2 separate regions of the Homo sapiens genome follow, and region 2 is linked to region 1. A link is a loop called in an ENCODE intact Hi-C map of the cell type or tissue named here. Cell type or tissue: endothelial cell of umbilical vein. All regions are shown on one strand.

Region 1 (8,000 bases):
ACACTAATTGCTTAATGGTGTTTAATATTAACATACACATTTTTAAAAAGTCATTCAAGACAATTTTAATAGCATTCATGTGTGTGATACACACACACACACACACACACACACACACACACACATATATTTAACCAAATTGTGGACCATCAGTAACAGGTATATGTATATGTTGTAATGTGTATATATGTAATATAAATGGTAGTGTGTGTACATATAAATAAAATCATAAATAAAATAAAGCTGTGTAAAGTATTAGAAATTGATTAGGATTATCAATTTCACATTTTTATATTGTTACATCTATATATTTTATAGAAGTGTTTTATCACATAGTATCAATGATTAATTATAATACTAATTTCCTTCCCATAATTCAGAGAAAGAGATTATTACCTCATTTAGTATTCCAAAAATGGCAAAATACTTTTAAATTTGGTAAAAATTTATTATGTACCAGATGTCACTCCCTGTTTTATTTTTAAAATAACAACTTCTATACTCCATTACCAGCAAAGTTAGAAAATTTTAAAATATATTGAAAAATATATATATATATATAGATAGAACAAATTCACCAAATAATCTAGGACAGAAAGTTTGTCATGCTCAAGTGAAGTACATTGATTTGATTGTTATACATTTCTAAACTATTCACTGACAAATAATGTAGCCTCCTAAGATAAAATAGTTAAGCTGAACTAATTTCAGTTTTACAAGTCTAAATGCCAAGGGTATGGAAAAATATTTATGGAAAGACATTCTGTAGTGATGTGATGGTGTATGTCTCCATCTCGACAATGCGGATGTGCTTGACATATAGTAGCTAAACATGAAGCTCATTTTGGCCTAGAATGAACTGACACATGGCTTTTTGACTGCAGACTATCGTAAATCACAATATTACTTTTTGTTTATCTAATTGAACCTCCACTGAAATAAAAGCCACATGATTTCAGCCATTCTTCAAAGGTTTCTAGGAACAATTTGTATAATATAAATACTTATCATAAATAATATAATTCAGGTATCTTTCAAAGCAGAGTTGATTTCCCCTTGATCATTGATTCCTCTATAGCACTAAGTTCTTTTAGATAAATTTACGTTTTTATTTTACTTAAGATGCTAAGCAGTTCTTCTATCCCAAACAAATAAATGTGAATTAGTTAAGAAATAAGAGTACTTCAATAATAGTGTGTATAAGGGTATATATAAAAATGTAAGCTTGTCTATGTGCAAAACATTTTAAGTATTTGGTTACATATTTCCCACTTCATCACAAATTTTAATTAGATAAAGATTTGAGAATTGGAAAGAAGTATTTCTGCTGTCAAAATGAACAGACTTGGAAAGAACACACTAAAAGACTAGGAAAAGTTAGAATAAGCTACGTTTGAATTAAGCATTATGCCTTCTCTACTCTTAAACTTTTATTTCTTCTACTTCATAGAAAAAAGATATCTATCTGAATGAGAGTTCATCTTGACACAAACATACTATTAATGCTTGTTTTATTGTGTCATTTTGGTCTTATGAACAAATGGCACTTTTGAACAGATTTAACAACTTAAATTCTTCATAAAAACAAGAAGCATCCACTGTCAAATGAGTTTAATAAATCCAGTTTCTTGTGAATTTGTACTTTAGAAAAGCAGAAAATTGAATTAAATTAAATTAAATGACTTTTAAATTTTAAGTGATAAAGCTTCTAGCACCTTATTTTACCATGCCTTCAATTAGAGAAAGCATAAAGCCAAAAATGTCAAGGGATGGTTTCTTCACAAAATATTGAGAAAATGCACTCTCACGTTAAGTTTTTAGAGCACCTAAATTTAGCTCCGTGCCTTGCAAATTTTTCAACATATTTTCATGGGTTAATTGGCAAGCCCGAATTTATACCTCTTTTCCATCTTCTCAAGCAAAACTAGCATTTGTAATTATTTTTTAAGTTTAGGGAAAAGCCAGAAAACTATGTTTTTGAGAGTGATTTAACCAAGGGAATTTTTTTGTGAACTTTTCCTTTTATTTATTTATTTTCTTTTATTCTACTTTAAGTTTTAGGGTACATGTGCACAACGTGCAGGTTTGTTACATATGTATACATGTGCCATGTTGGTGTGCTACACCCATTGACTCGTCATTTAACATTAGGTATATCTCCGAATGCTATCCCTCCCTGCTCTGCCCACCCCATAACAGGCCCCAGTGTGTGATGCTCCCCTTCCTGTGTCCATGTGTTGTCATTGTACAATTCCCACCTATGAGTGAGAACATGTGGTGCTTGGTCTTTTGTCCTTGCAATAGTTTGCTGAGAATGATGGTTTCCAGCTTCATCCATTCCCTACAAAGGACATGAACTCATCCTTTTTTATGGCTGCATAGTATTCCATGGTGTATATGTGCCACATTTTCTTAATCCAGTCTATCATTGTTGGACATTTGGGTTGGTTCCCAGTCTTTGCTGTTGTGAATAGTGCCACAATAAACATACGTGTGCATGTGTCTTTATTGCAGAATGATTTATAATCCTTTGGGTATATACCCAGTAATGGGATGGCTGGGTCAAATGGTATTTCTAGTTCTAGATCCCTGAGGAATCGCCACACTGTCTTCCACAATGGTTGAAGCAGTTTACAGTCCCACCAACAGTGTAAAAGTGTTCCTATTTCTCCGCATCCTCTCCAGCACCTGTTGTTTCCTGACTTTTTAATGATCGCCATTCTAACTGATGTGAGATGGTATCTCATTGTGGTTTTGATTTGCATTTCTCTGATGGCCAGTGATGATAAGCATTTTGTCATGTGTCTTTTGGCTGCATAAATGTCTTCTTTTGGCTGCATAAATGTCTTCTTTTGAGAAGTGTCTGTTCATATCCTTCGCCCGCTTGTTGATGGAGTTGTTTGTTTTTTTCTTGTAAATTTGTTTGAGTTCATTGTCGATTCTGGATATTAGCCCTTTGTCAGATGAGTAGATGCAAAAATTTTCTCCCATTCTGTAGGTTGCCTGTTCACTCTGTCTGCTGTGCAGAAGCTCTTTAGTTTAATTAGATCCCATTTGTCAATTTTGGCTTTTGTTGCCATTGCTTTTGGTGTTTGGTGTTTTAGACATGAAGTCCTTGCCCATGCCTATGTCCTGAACGGTATTGCCTAGGTTTTCTTCTAGGGTTTCTATGGTTTTAGGTCTAACATTTAAGTCTTTAATCCATCTTGAATTAATTTTTTTATAAGGTGTAAGGAAGGGATCCAGTTTCAGCTTTCTGCATATGGCTAGTCAGTTTTCCCAGCACCATTTATTAAATAGGGAATCCTTTCCCCATTGCTTGGTTTTGTCAGGTTTGTCAAAGGTCAGATAGTTGTAGATATGTGGCATTATTTCTGAGGGCTCTGTTCTGTTCCATTGGTCTATATCTCTGTTTTGGTACCAGTACCATGCTGTTTTGGTTACTGTAGCCTTGTAGTATAGTTTGAAGTCAGGTAGTGTGATGCCTCCAGCTTTGTTCTTTTGGCTTAGGATTGTCTTGGCAATGCAGGCTCTTTTTTGGTTCCATATGAACTTTAAAGTAGTTTTTTCCAATTCTGTGAAGAAAGCCATTGGTAGCTTAATGGGGATGGCATTGAATCTATAAATTACCTTGGGCAGTATGGCCATTTTCACGATATTGATGCTTCCTACCCATGAGCATGGAATGTTCTTCCATTTGTTTGTAACCTCTTTTATTTCATTGAGCAGTGGTTTGTAGTTCTCCTTGAAGAGGTCCTTCACATCCCTTGTAAGTTGGATTCCTAGGTATTTTATTATCCTTGAAGCAATTGTGAATGGGAGTTCACTCATGATTTTCCTCCCTATTTGTCTGTTATTCGTGTATAAGAATGCTTGTGATTTATGCACATTGATTTTGTATCCTGAGACTGCTGAAGTTGCTTATCAGCTTAAGGAGATTTTGGCTGAGATGATGGGGTTTTATAGATATACAATCGGGAATGTTTTTAAAAAGAGAAATCTGTGGATGAATGGTATCTCACTTGAAACCATGACAAAAATATTAGTATTTGCTTATGATAATACAACATATATTATTTTCTCTAAATTAATAGATACCCAAATTCCCCACTCATAGTTTTTTCTCAATATAGGCAAGCATAATTTTTGTGTACAAGTTGATTCAATATCATGACCCTTAGGCTCTTTTACTTTGTTTCATATAAATATGATGAAAAATATGAACTAAATACTCATGAAATAACCTTATTTCAGCTTTTAGTTTTTCCTTAGTACATGGGCTTTTGTGAGCAATATTTGTGTTAACATGAATGTTTATTGCCTTGATAGGTAGGGTGCACAGTTTAAATATAAGCTGGATGATTTATTCTGTAATTGAAAGAAAAGCTTAATGGCCTGTGTATTTGATTTGAAGTATACATTATTTTAGACTCAAGTAGTGAGATCTGCTTTGATTAATTCATGTCTATACGGTCATAAAATAAGTCCAGCTATGAATCATTGAGTGAGTATGTTGTGGTTAACGCAATAAAACTTCCATTTAGGGACAAAAGCAACCAACACATTGTTATAAAAGGATATGCAAGGTCTTGGCCTTGATTGCTAAGATAGAAGTAATGTTTTCAGTCATGAATATCTCTCCTTGTACTATTGGGCATTGTATCATAGTTCATTAACTCAGAAGAAAATCCTATGTATCTGACAAATTATATTCCCTTTCATAAAATAAAAAAGTACAATTAACTATGTGCTATTTTGGAATAAAGAATAAAACCATTACATGTAGTATAAAAAGCATTCACGATTACATTCTTTCCTTTAAAATCAAGCAACAATTACAACAAAAAGAAACTTATTCCCCAGTTAAGTTAGATAATCATTGCCCAGGTTGTGTATAATTTAATCAAAACATTGACAATGCAGTTTTTTTTAAAAGCATAGATAGCTAGATATAGATAAAGGTTTTCACACTGTAATTTGACTTAAAAACAAAAAGAAGTGTTAAAAAAAACTATCCCTGATTGTGAGAAAGTCTTCTTGGAGTAGCATATCTGTATCTATGAATATAAATATAGTACAGGAAATATAGAGAACGCATTGGGCATACAGTTGCTTTAAACTACTTTTCTTCAAACTGTATGCTGAGAATTAAAATGAATCAAGCCATTTTGCAAATGTTCAGTGCAAATCTATAAAATATTCCTCTTTTGAATTGAAAATCTTTAAATTAGCAAAACCAACTGGCTAATGAAGTTCATTTGGTAAAAGCAGTCATTGATTTGCCATTAATTTTCAGTGTGCAAGTGTCCTACTGGGTCTTAAATTAAACAATTTCAGGTGTCAACATTTAGAGACATACTTCTTTACTTACAGAATAGAAAATTCACGCTCAAAATAACTTGGCAAAGACTGTCCTTTAACAACATATCTTATTTCTAAAAGTTTCAACCAGGTAAACTCTCAAATATATTTCATAGTATTATATATTATTTATCTACATTTAGTTAACTGTTCGACCTGTTTGATACAATTATTACTACAGAAATATTCAATCCCTCCCAGAGTCTATATTTGTGTCCTAGCTATCTGGGGATATCAATTTCAAAACCCGAATGGGTCTTGGCTTTTTTGCAGAAGCCAGAGAGGGAAGAAAAAGGAAGCCAGGAAAACAATAACTCTAAAAGACTGATTATAGGGATGGTTAGAAAACAGTGTCCTGATTTTGTAAGATGAGAACTTAAACTTTACGGTTATATCTTAACCCATATTAGACTATATTGTAAAGCATATTCCTTTTCCATTGTTATTTTATGATTACTAATCTGCCACTATTTATCAGAACATTCACACTTTTGCGACCCTATGACAAAGCAGTAATACCAGTAGCCACATTAATAAAGCAAACTAACATTTATTCAGCATGTTCACTAGGGTCATTCAGTGAGTAAAATTCTACACTGATTCAGATCATTTCATTAGCATAATCAGATCATTTCATTAGCATAATCATCAGATGAAGTGAATAGTAAATTTCGATTTTATAAGTACAATGCTAGACAATATGCCTAAATTCTTAAAAGCACTAAGTGAAAAATCTGAGAGTTCAGGACAGGTGGATCTGGTAACACAGCTAAGCCTTCTTACAAATGTTCTAACCATTGTGGACGACATTTCAAGTCTATTCTATGCAATTTCAGATGATACATACTTCTTTTTTTTTTTTTTTTTTTCGAGATGGAGTTTCACTCTTGTTGCCCAGGTTGGAGTGCAATGGCGAGATCTCCCCCCACTGCAACCTCTGCCTCCCGAGTTCAAGTGATTCTCCTGCCTCAGCCTCCCGAGTAGCTGGTATTACAGGCATATGCCACTACGTCTGGCTAATTTTGTGTTTTTTTTTTTTTTTTAGTAGAGACAGGGTTTCTTCATTTTGGTCAGGCTGGTCTCGAACTCCCAACCTCAGGTGATCAGCCCACCTCGGCCTCCCAAAGTGCTGGGATTACAGGCATGAGCCACTACGCTCGGTGGATACATACTTCTGTTAGCAAGACTTTAATTTACTAGTTTTTCTTAATTACTATATTCTCCATATGCCTGTTCCTAGCTCTTCCAGTCCATGTAATCACACAGTATCTTCTCTTTTGGTTGTGAACTTTGAGGTCACATAGACTTGAATTCAGTGTTAATAAGTTTACACTGTTTCTATATGACCCTTGACATTTCCTTATCATAAAATAGCACCTCTTTTGTGGAATTTCTGAAAGGTTTTAATCAGAATGTGTATGTGTGTGAGTATAACTGCTGGCAGCAGAAACTAAGCACTCAATAGCCGTTTTAAAACATTAGGATGGTTACTATGATTGATTTGGCAATGGTCATTGAGTTTTAGCTGCCTTGGTGTCTGTCCACTTCAATCCAAAATTGATATCTCACAATCACTGTAGAACTGAAAATAACTGTTGAGGCACTGGCATGTGCCTGACATAGTCCACAAACATGCTAGACTTGTATATGATGCTCAAGTATAGGTAATTCCAAAAAGCTGTATCTCCCAACTTGGTGGCATTTGAAGATGGGTCCTTAGGGAGGTAAATATGATCACATTAGGTCATGAGAGTGGGCTCTTGTGCCTTATAAGAAGAGGATGAGCCCTCAATCAATCAATCAATCTCTCTCTCTCTGTCTCTCCACCTGTATCACTGAAGAATGGCCAGGTGAGGACACAGTGAGAAAGCAGCTGCCTGCAAGCCAGGAAGAGAGCCCACACCAAGAAATGAATGACTGGCACCTTGGTCTTGGACTTTCTAGACTCAGAACTGTGAGAAATAAATTTCTGCTGCTTAAGCCACCCAGCCTGTGGTTATGGCAACCCAAGCTGACTAATGTTACATTACTCAACAAAGTACAGGGTGGAGATGTGGTAAGTAGGGTGTCTGTTTGGTATGGTATCAACTAAGTTATGTCTTTAAAAAATTATCTTTATAAGAGGTCCTTGAACTTTCAATAATATGTTAAGAACACTTTCTAGGCGTGGACTAACTGATCTGTAGTGTTTAAAAAATAAATGAAAGATTATCTGTGTGTGATGACTAGTTGTGATGATGAGTTTTTTTATCTTCAAAATATATGTATAGTAATGGTAAGATTTCATCAATGGGACTACATCAAATATATTTTGTAAACATTAACTTAAGAAGATTTTACCTTATACTGTAAAATACAGTGCATATGTGTATATATGTATGTATATTTGAATTTGACACTCTGAATCCTTTAATATGTGTTTACTCTATAACCCCAATTCTATAAAACTTATAATCATAGAAAGAGGTAACAATTTCAAATGCTCTAAGAAAAGTTTTGTAAATCTTAGCTCACCCTGTGGGTAATTTAAACGACATTTTTTAGGCAATCAGTTATTTTAATTTCATAGAACATCTTTTAATATCTCAGACTAATACTTTGGTTTTTAAGCAATGCCTGCTAGGCTAAAACTTATTTGT
Region 2 (8,000 bases), 120 kb before region 1:
ATGATATTCAGGGCTAGAGAAAACAGAATGGAGCTAGTGTTCTTATGTGTGGCAAGTGACACTGAAAAGTGGCACCAATCCTTTAGAAAACAAAATTCTAAACCTATCAAAAGGCAATAAAATGTTCTCATGCTTTGGCCCTATTGTTTCACAAAATGGTTAGATCATGGGGTTTGTAGTCAAACTAGAAGCAGTCTTGAATATATCCATTACTAGATGCATAGCTTTGGATAATCTAGTCACTGATGAAATGAGATAATAAAACCTGCACCACACAGGGTTGCTTTGAAGAATGAGTTTGATCATATATGTCAAGCTCTCTGCACTGTTTGGGGCTCACAGTCAGCACTTAGAAAGTTTTTAAGTGATATTACTATATTAAGACAGTCTTAGGGCAAAGAGTGAGCTATATTATTATAATGTATATTATTTGTAATATACATAAGGCTGAGCATAGCTTTTAAAGCAACTAAATGATAAAATATTTGTTCAGTAAACCAAAGTATATATGTGGAGTCTATGAAGCAATTAATGTAAATATGGTATAATATTAAATTTTTAAAAATTAGGTAAAAATCGGTGTGAAGAAAAGTAAAATGATGGCATAGGCATATGTCAAATGTGTAAGAGACATTGTGCTGAAATGTTACATTCATTGCATTATGGAAAAATTTTTAGTTCACCCTGGTTTCATTTTTTAAAAGTTGTACTTTATAATTTCAAAAAAAATTAAACAAATCCAGTAATGATACTTATTGCAATATATTTCATTAAAGGCCATGAGTTTTTAAGTGATTAAAAAGAATTTAAACACATAGCTAATATTAACCAAATAACACTGAATAAATTGTTCACTTGTAATTAACACTACAATGTTAATAGTTTTATACATTCCTTAAAATATTTCAGGATGCAAAACTGCATAGTACTAAATGTGTTTCCGCCAAATTTGTATGTTGAAGTCTTGACCTCAAAAGTGATGATTTTAGGAGGTAGGGTATTTGGAAGCTGATAAGATCATAAGTGCCCAGCCCTCTTGAATGAGGTCAGTTTTCTATCAAACAGGTTTGAGGGAATTCCCTTGTCCCTTCCCTCCATATAAAGACACAGCAAGAAGGCAACCTTCTGCAAGGTGGTAAGAGAGCCCTCACTAGGAATCAAAGAGGCAAGCACCTTCAACATTAAAATATCAACACCTTAAAAATACTTGATGACCCAAACTCTACCACATTATTTAAATGCAAGTTTTAAATAGAGATTAAATCATATAAATGACTGAGGTGCACCTTAAATAAATTATGCACTTAACATGAATTTCTTTGAAAAATCCCCCAAATTGTACAAATCTAAGTGTCTCCTGTGCGGCCATTCATCTTAAGGAAAAAGTCAAAAACACAAACAAACAAAAACTAATTCACATTAACACTGTAATCAGACACTCTCCTTATTTCTTACTCTAAAAAAAACTATTAGGACCTAGAAATATCAAACTAAATGAAAGCAGAAAAAAACTTGAGGTGAGACATATTTAGAAAACACTTCAATTATTTTTTTTCAAGCTATACTTCAATAATGACTCTCTGTTTTTACTTTGTTTCATTACTCTAATGGGCCAGAGATCATTATAAAACATTAAGTTCTTCCTCCACGAATGCCACAGGTAAAGGAATTGATTCAATTAGCAAATGTTATTAAACGTGTTAGATACAATTTGCTTATTCCAATATATATTTGAACTCAAAATAAATTTTATCAAATATTAACCATCTTTCATAAACTTTTTGCTGCGGTAGAAGATACAGTCATTCTCATTATTAGTAAACATTTACTGAGAATCTATATGCTATTCTTTAATAGTGAAGAAATTACATAACAACAGTTCTCTACTCATGTGTAACACAGTGGTTCCAAACCTGGCTACACATTAGAATCAACAAGGAAGCTTAAAAACAAAAGTCCAGGCCTTACTTTACAATAATTAAATCAGAACATCTTGATTGTGGAACTCAAACATCATTATTTTTCAAAATCTGTAAGTTGATTCTAAATTTTCTCCAGGTTGAGAAACACTGATCCAAGAGATACTCAATAAACACGTATTGTATTGAACTGATGTGTATTATAATAGTTCTTTGGGAATTTACTTAATGAATACAAGGGAAAGGCTTGTAATTAGCATATTAATGGCCTGCATGTAAGCAGAAACTTCAAAAGTGCCTGGAGGTGCTTATAAATAATATGTTCTTTGGTAAGTATGTATATATAGAGAGAGATTATATATAATTAAACATATAATTTATATATACATTATATATATGTAAATTATGTACAAATTTTATATGTAAAAATCTTATGCATAAAAAGTATTAAAAACATATATATCAGATATATGATATGAAGAAGACTTCAATAATGATGTATATATATCATATATATGGTATATATGTATCATATATACATCATGATGCATATATGATATACACACACACACACACACACACACACATATACATTAATCAGGTCCAATTCCATTAAGAAAATTAAAGTCAGATGTGGTTTCTCCTTTGCTCTCCCAATTAATATTTCCAATAATTATGAAAGGCCTGGACATGATATTAGTGGCAACAATAACAGGTTAGAAAGAGTTATGTTCACTCCTAAAAATCTTTCCTGTATTTCTTGAAGAACAAAATCACAATCACCACTGCTACCACCATTATCACTTTCACTGCTACCAGTAAAAACAAAGCAAGAAAAGAAATATTAAGAAACACTATTTTTATCTTTGGCAAGAACATTATAGGGAAAAAAACCCAGCATGGAACTATGACTATTGTGGAGTTCCCTCTGATATTTTGGGATGATGGATTTTATTGAGCTCACTCTAGAGCGCATATCCTATTTTAGAAGACTTCAATAATGCCCTGGTCATAATATCTGCCAGTCTGAAGGAGTAATGGTATCTTCCTACCAACTTATTATAAATCAGTGACTCAGACACTTGGACATCTCTTCTTCTAATATTTGTTTAAAAGTAAGAAAAGGGGTTGGGGGAAGTAGGAAGGAAGGTGTGGTTTTAAAATTTTTGAATGCCTTCTCAGTGATTCATAACATAAAAAATATATATGATATGAATCACGTAAGCCATATTCCCATTTGGAGCCACAATAAAAACTAAACAATATTAAACACTATCATATTCTGGAAAAATATAATTTTTTTAAAAAGAAAATCTTGCATGTGTATGATGTGCATGTAAAAATTAACTTCCTTATTTTTCAAAAATCGGTTTGTATACGAGAAAGTTCCTGCCATTAATGAGTCAGGAAGGAATAGAAGATGAGGTTGTGCAGGGACACAGGAGAGGCTGTGGAAGGCCAAATAGTCTGGGCTAAGGAGTCACAGGAAACTGGGCATGCCATATGCACTCATACCCATGCGCCTTTTTCCATCATACTCTCCCGACCATCTCTGGTAAAATTTATCTTCACCCTCAAGGTGTAGTTCAAATCTACCACTCCTCTATCAATATTTCTGTGTTCATTTAAGCAGAGATAATTTTATCTTCTATTCTCACACTGATTTCTTCTCAATTTGTTCCAAATACTCACAATCTATAGCAACTGGTCCAAGAAGTCAAACCATAACCTTTGTAGCAATCAGACCAAATGGTTAGAACCTAATAACTGCAAACTTCCCTAATTTTTGGTCCCTATTTCCAATTCAGGATCAAACAAAGGAAGCCAAATCACCTAGGATGCTCTGATTTTAGGTAGCCCATTTCCAGCTTCAATATGCCAACAACCTCCAAATCTGGGCCTAACTGAAGCCTTCTCTTTGTCCCCATTATTACCCTATCCTGTCTGCCTTTGGGTTTCTACCAAATGCATGTGATGTTGGCTGATCCTCTTCTGTAGTAAGCTGTGGAAAAAATACTCTGTGTTTGTTCTCAGCTGGGTGATTTCAGCTTATTTCCACAGAAGAGATAATCTTTACTAGTTCAATAAAGGGAAAATATATGGATTCATCTTTGCAATCAACGACCATCTTATTTCTGTTCCAGCATAATAATAGTGTTGATATACAACATACTGAATCATGTTTCTTACTCCTGCAGAACGATGCCTACACTGAGCAAACATCAATTACCTCCATTTCTAGGAGCCTAAATTTGCTAAGCTTCTTCCACTGAGCTCTTCCTCCCCCAGTCATTTCACAGCTGAAACACGTCTGTCTCGGGGGCCTCTTAGAAAAGAACGTAGGATTATCATGATGAACCTATTTGTGCTCAGCTATTTTAGGTTTTAAATTATTTTGAGAAAAGGAGAGAAAATTTGAAAGCAAATAAAGTTGCAAATAAGTGATGCTGTTTTCGTCAGCTCAAATAAATAACGTTTATAAACACAGCTTTGAAAGTACTGTTTTAAATACTCATTTAATGAAAAAATAACATCAATTAAAAATATGAGTGGGTTCAAAAAAAGAAGAAAATAAGTAAAAGAAACAAGTCAAATATGTACATTGTTTAGCTCCCTCCATTATGTCTGTCTAGTATTTTTCTAAAATTGAATCACATCTATCAGCATGAAACTTTTAAGGTGGAAAAATCAGAAAGACTAAGCTTTCCATTTAATTATGTCTCTCTCAAATAATAAAAGTAATTGCGGCAATATACTGAAATTACCAAAACTCAAGGAATGTGTGTATTTTGTGATAAACATATTATGATAATTGAACATACTCTAGAATGACTTAAGAGGAAGCTAAATGTCACATTTTCATATCACACTATTCAAATTCCATGCAACTACATTCTGTTTTTTATTAGTATTGATCAGTAGCATTAAAATCACATATTATAATAGTTGCCATAATTATTTAAAATTAAATATTGTGCTGGTGATAAATGTGAAATATTTAATACATTGTATACATAACAGTGATTAATTATGGTTACAATTGCTTTATACATTGAATTGTGTATAAATGTATGTGTGTGATTATATTCACAAAAATGTACCTTTATAAAATATTCGTAATTGTGACTATATATGATCTCCAACAGGAATTTACCTGACCAAACATTGAAAAATATTTTAATATTATAATATTTATATTTGTATAATACTGATAAAAATCAGACAGATTAATAGAACGGCTTTCATAGCCCAGAGCCAACATAGACAAAATAATACCCGTGTAGCTGCTTATTTAGTACATGCTACATGTAGAAACCTATAAGATTTTTGGAGGAGAGTGAAAACCACTGCTGAGTACTCACATAAGTCTTTGGAAAATATCAATTTAAATCCCCACGTACACAAAATTAACATTTTAAAGATTTTTTTATATCCCGTGCAAAATAAACATTACTAAAACACAAAAGTTGACACTTTCAATAATATAGCTCTGTTCTGTGAAGTGCTACAATCCCACTAGTTTTAATGGGTAAAGAGCCTGTTCATGCAATTTACAAAACAGATGTTAAAACAGCTAATGACTGTACTTTTTGCTTATAAGTGAATGATCTCATTAAATCTAAAAATAAAAATAAATTTAATTATAAATGCACAGCTATTTTTCTCCTATTAAATAAGCAACGATGTTCTAGGTTGTGAACTACCAATATCATGTACCATTGAGGGGAATGCTAATTGTACAGTAGTTCAGAAGGGCCATTTGTCAATATGTATAAACAATCTTAAAAATATTCATATGCATTGACCCTTACTTTGAATTTTATGAATGTGTTCTAAGGACATTAATGACAGAAATAGTAAGATACAAAACATGCACACACAGAGGCACACAAAATCTTTCTCTCAAACAATAACAGTTATACACACACAGAGAGAGCAAAACATTCATGACAAAGATCAAACATTAGCATACCTAACAGACACTAAATTTTTGCTTTTAAAATATTTTTAATTGCTCATATAAATTTTATATTGTTATGTTAAGTAAAAAAAACAGAAAACAAAACTACCAATTAAAAATTCAACTGTACAAAAGACATCTTAAATATATATGGCAAAATATTAATACTGTTTGCTTCTGGTGGTATGATTAACTTTCTTTCTGAATTTTGTCTTTTATGTTCTTTGTAATTTAAAATAAGAATTAAGAAATGCCTACCTAAATAAAAATAGCAGCTTAGTGAGAAATTAGGGCAATTGACTTAACTCTGCCAAATTTGTAACCTGCAATATAAAAAAAAAAGGCTGAAACTTATAGGAAAGTGAAGAAGCAAGACGTCTTGGTAATGTCAGCAAATCAGGGCATTCATCTAAGGACGTGGCCATTAATCTAACCTCTAAGAATATGTTGGAAAATAGCTAAAGTGGTGCAGGTGCAATCTGAGCACTTGGAGTCTATGGAGACACAATGCAGTGGGGGCGGGGGTTGGGCGGTAAGTGGAAGCAGGATTGATAGTGATTTTCACCTTAGGACATTTGGTTTATACTGAGATGATCCCCTAATAGACTTCCAAGCTGGGTTATTTCAGAGTCCTCCTTGGAGCTGGGGGCGCTGTCCAAAGGCTTGGATACACTGGAGCAGGATCCAGTCACCATGGCTTTGGAAACTGATAGGAACAAATGGGCTAAACTGTACAAGCTCCATTCAGATATTTGAGATATACAGAAGTTCCTTCTCATTTCAATTTATTGGATGAAGATTTAGAAGCCCCAAGGCTTAGGCAGAAAGATACAGGGTGGTAAAATGCACATCTACTTATATTTAAAAGTAGCTTTTTCCCTATTGGGGCTGAAAAGCAACAGTATACACTAGCACAGGTTTGAAATGATTAATAATACATCATTAAGCCTTAAAAAAAAGCCTTACCCTGGCCCACTACTTCCCAAATTACTAGAGAAGAGGTAAATCCAAAAGACTACAGTATGTACGTTTGGAACAGGTAGAACAGGGCTGAGTCAGGAAAAGTTAGATATCAACAACACAACAAATCATTAAGAGGTTCCCATGTATTACAAAAAGCATGGAAGTCATACAAATGTAGAATACTGGTTTATTACATATTTGTCCATCTAAATTCATTTTTTTTGTATGTCTCATTCTTTTTTTTTATTATACTTTAAGATTTAGGGTACATGTGCACAATGTGCAGGTTAGTTACATATGTATACATGAGCCATGCTGGTGTGCTGCACCCATTAACTTGTCATTTAGCATTAGGTATATCTCCTAATGCTATCCCTCCCCCCTCCCCCCACCCCACAACAGTTCCCAGAGTGTGATGTTCCCCTTCCTGTGTCCATGTGTTCTCATTGTTCAATTCCCATCTATGAGTGAGAGCATGAGGTGTTTGGTTTTTTGTCCTTGTGATAGTTTGCTGAGAATGATGATTTCCAATTTCATCCATGTCCCTACAAAGGACATGAACTCATCATTTTTTATGGCTGCATAGTATTCCATGGTGTATATGTGCCACATTTTCTTAATCCAGTCTATCATTGTTGGACATTTGGGTTGGTTCCAAGTCTTTGCTATTGTGAATAGTGCCACAATAAACATACGTGTGCATGTGTCTTTATAGCAGCATGTTTTATAATCCTTTGGGTATATACCCAGTAATGGGATGGCTGGGTCAAATGGTATTTCTACTGCTAGATCCCTGAGGAATCGCCACACTGACTTCCACAATGGTTGAACTAGTTTACAGTCCCACCAACAGTGTAAAAGTGTTCCTATTTCTCCACATCCTCTCCAGCACCTGTTGTTTCCTGACTTTTTAATGATTGCCATTCTAACTGTTGTGAGATGGTATCTCATTGAGGTTTTGATTTGCATTTCTCTGATGGCCAGTGATGATGAGTATTTTTTCATGTGTCTTTTGGCTGCATAAATGTCTTCTTTTGAGAAGGGTCTGTTCATATCCTTTGCCCACTTTTTGATGGGGTTGTTTTTTTCTTGTAAATTTGTTGGAGTTCATTGTAGATTCTGGATATTAGCCCTTTGTCAGATGAGTAGGTTGCGAA

The links. A loop is a pair of places that touch in the nucleus more often than their neighbours do. Peaks named below come from ENCODE experiments on the same cell type or tissue, not always from the same donor. Only the 100,000 strongest peaks of a DNase experiment are listed, where the experiment ranks them.
Region 2: it touches region 1 in a loop (13-fold over the local background); 2 of 110 quality-filtered maps call a loop at or near these places.

Annotation. Positions count from the first base shown.
Region 1 is chr4:65,503,821-65,511,820 of GRCh38, forward strand. All of the region lies in intron 3 of EPHA5 (EPH receptor A5), which reads right to left. Among named protein-coding and RNA genes, the nearest start is that of EPHA5-AS1, 160 kb to the right of the region's middle. In endothelial cell of umbilical vein, no CTCF peak of the experiment used is centred here; a DNase peak (open chromatin) is centred at 4,531; H3K27ac peaks cover 2,412 bases.
Region 2 is chr4:65,380,742-65,388,741 of GRCh38, forward strand. All of the region lies in intron 8 of EPHA5 (EPH receptor A5), which reads right to left. Among named protein-coding and RNA genes, the nearest start is that of LINC02835, 140 kb to the left of the region's middle. In endothelial cell of umbilical vein, no CTCF peak of the experiment used is centred here; a DNase peak (open chromatin) is centred at 3,070; H3K27ac peaks cover 1,347 bases.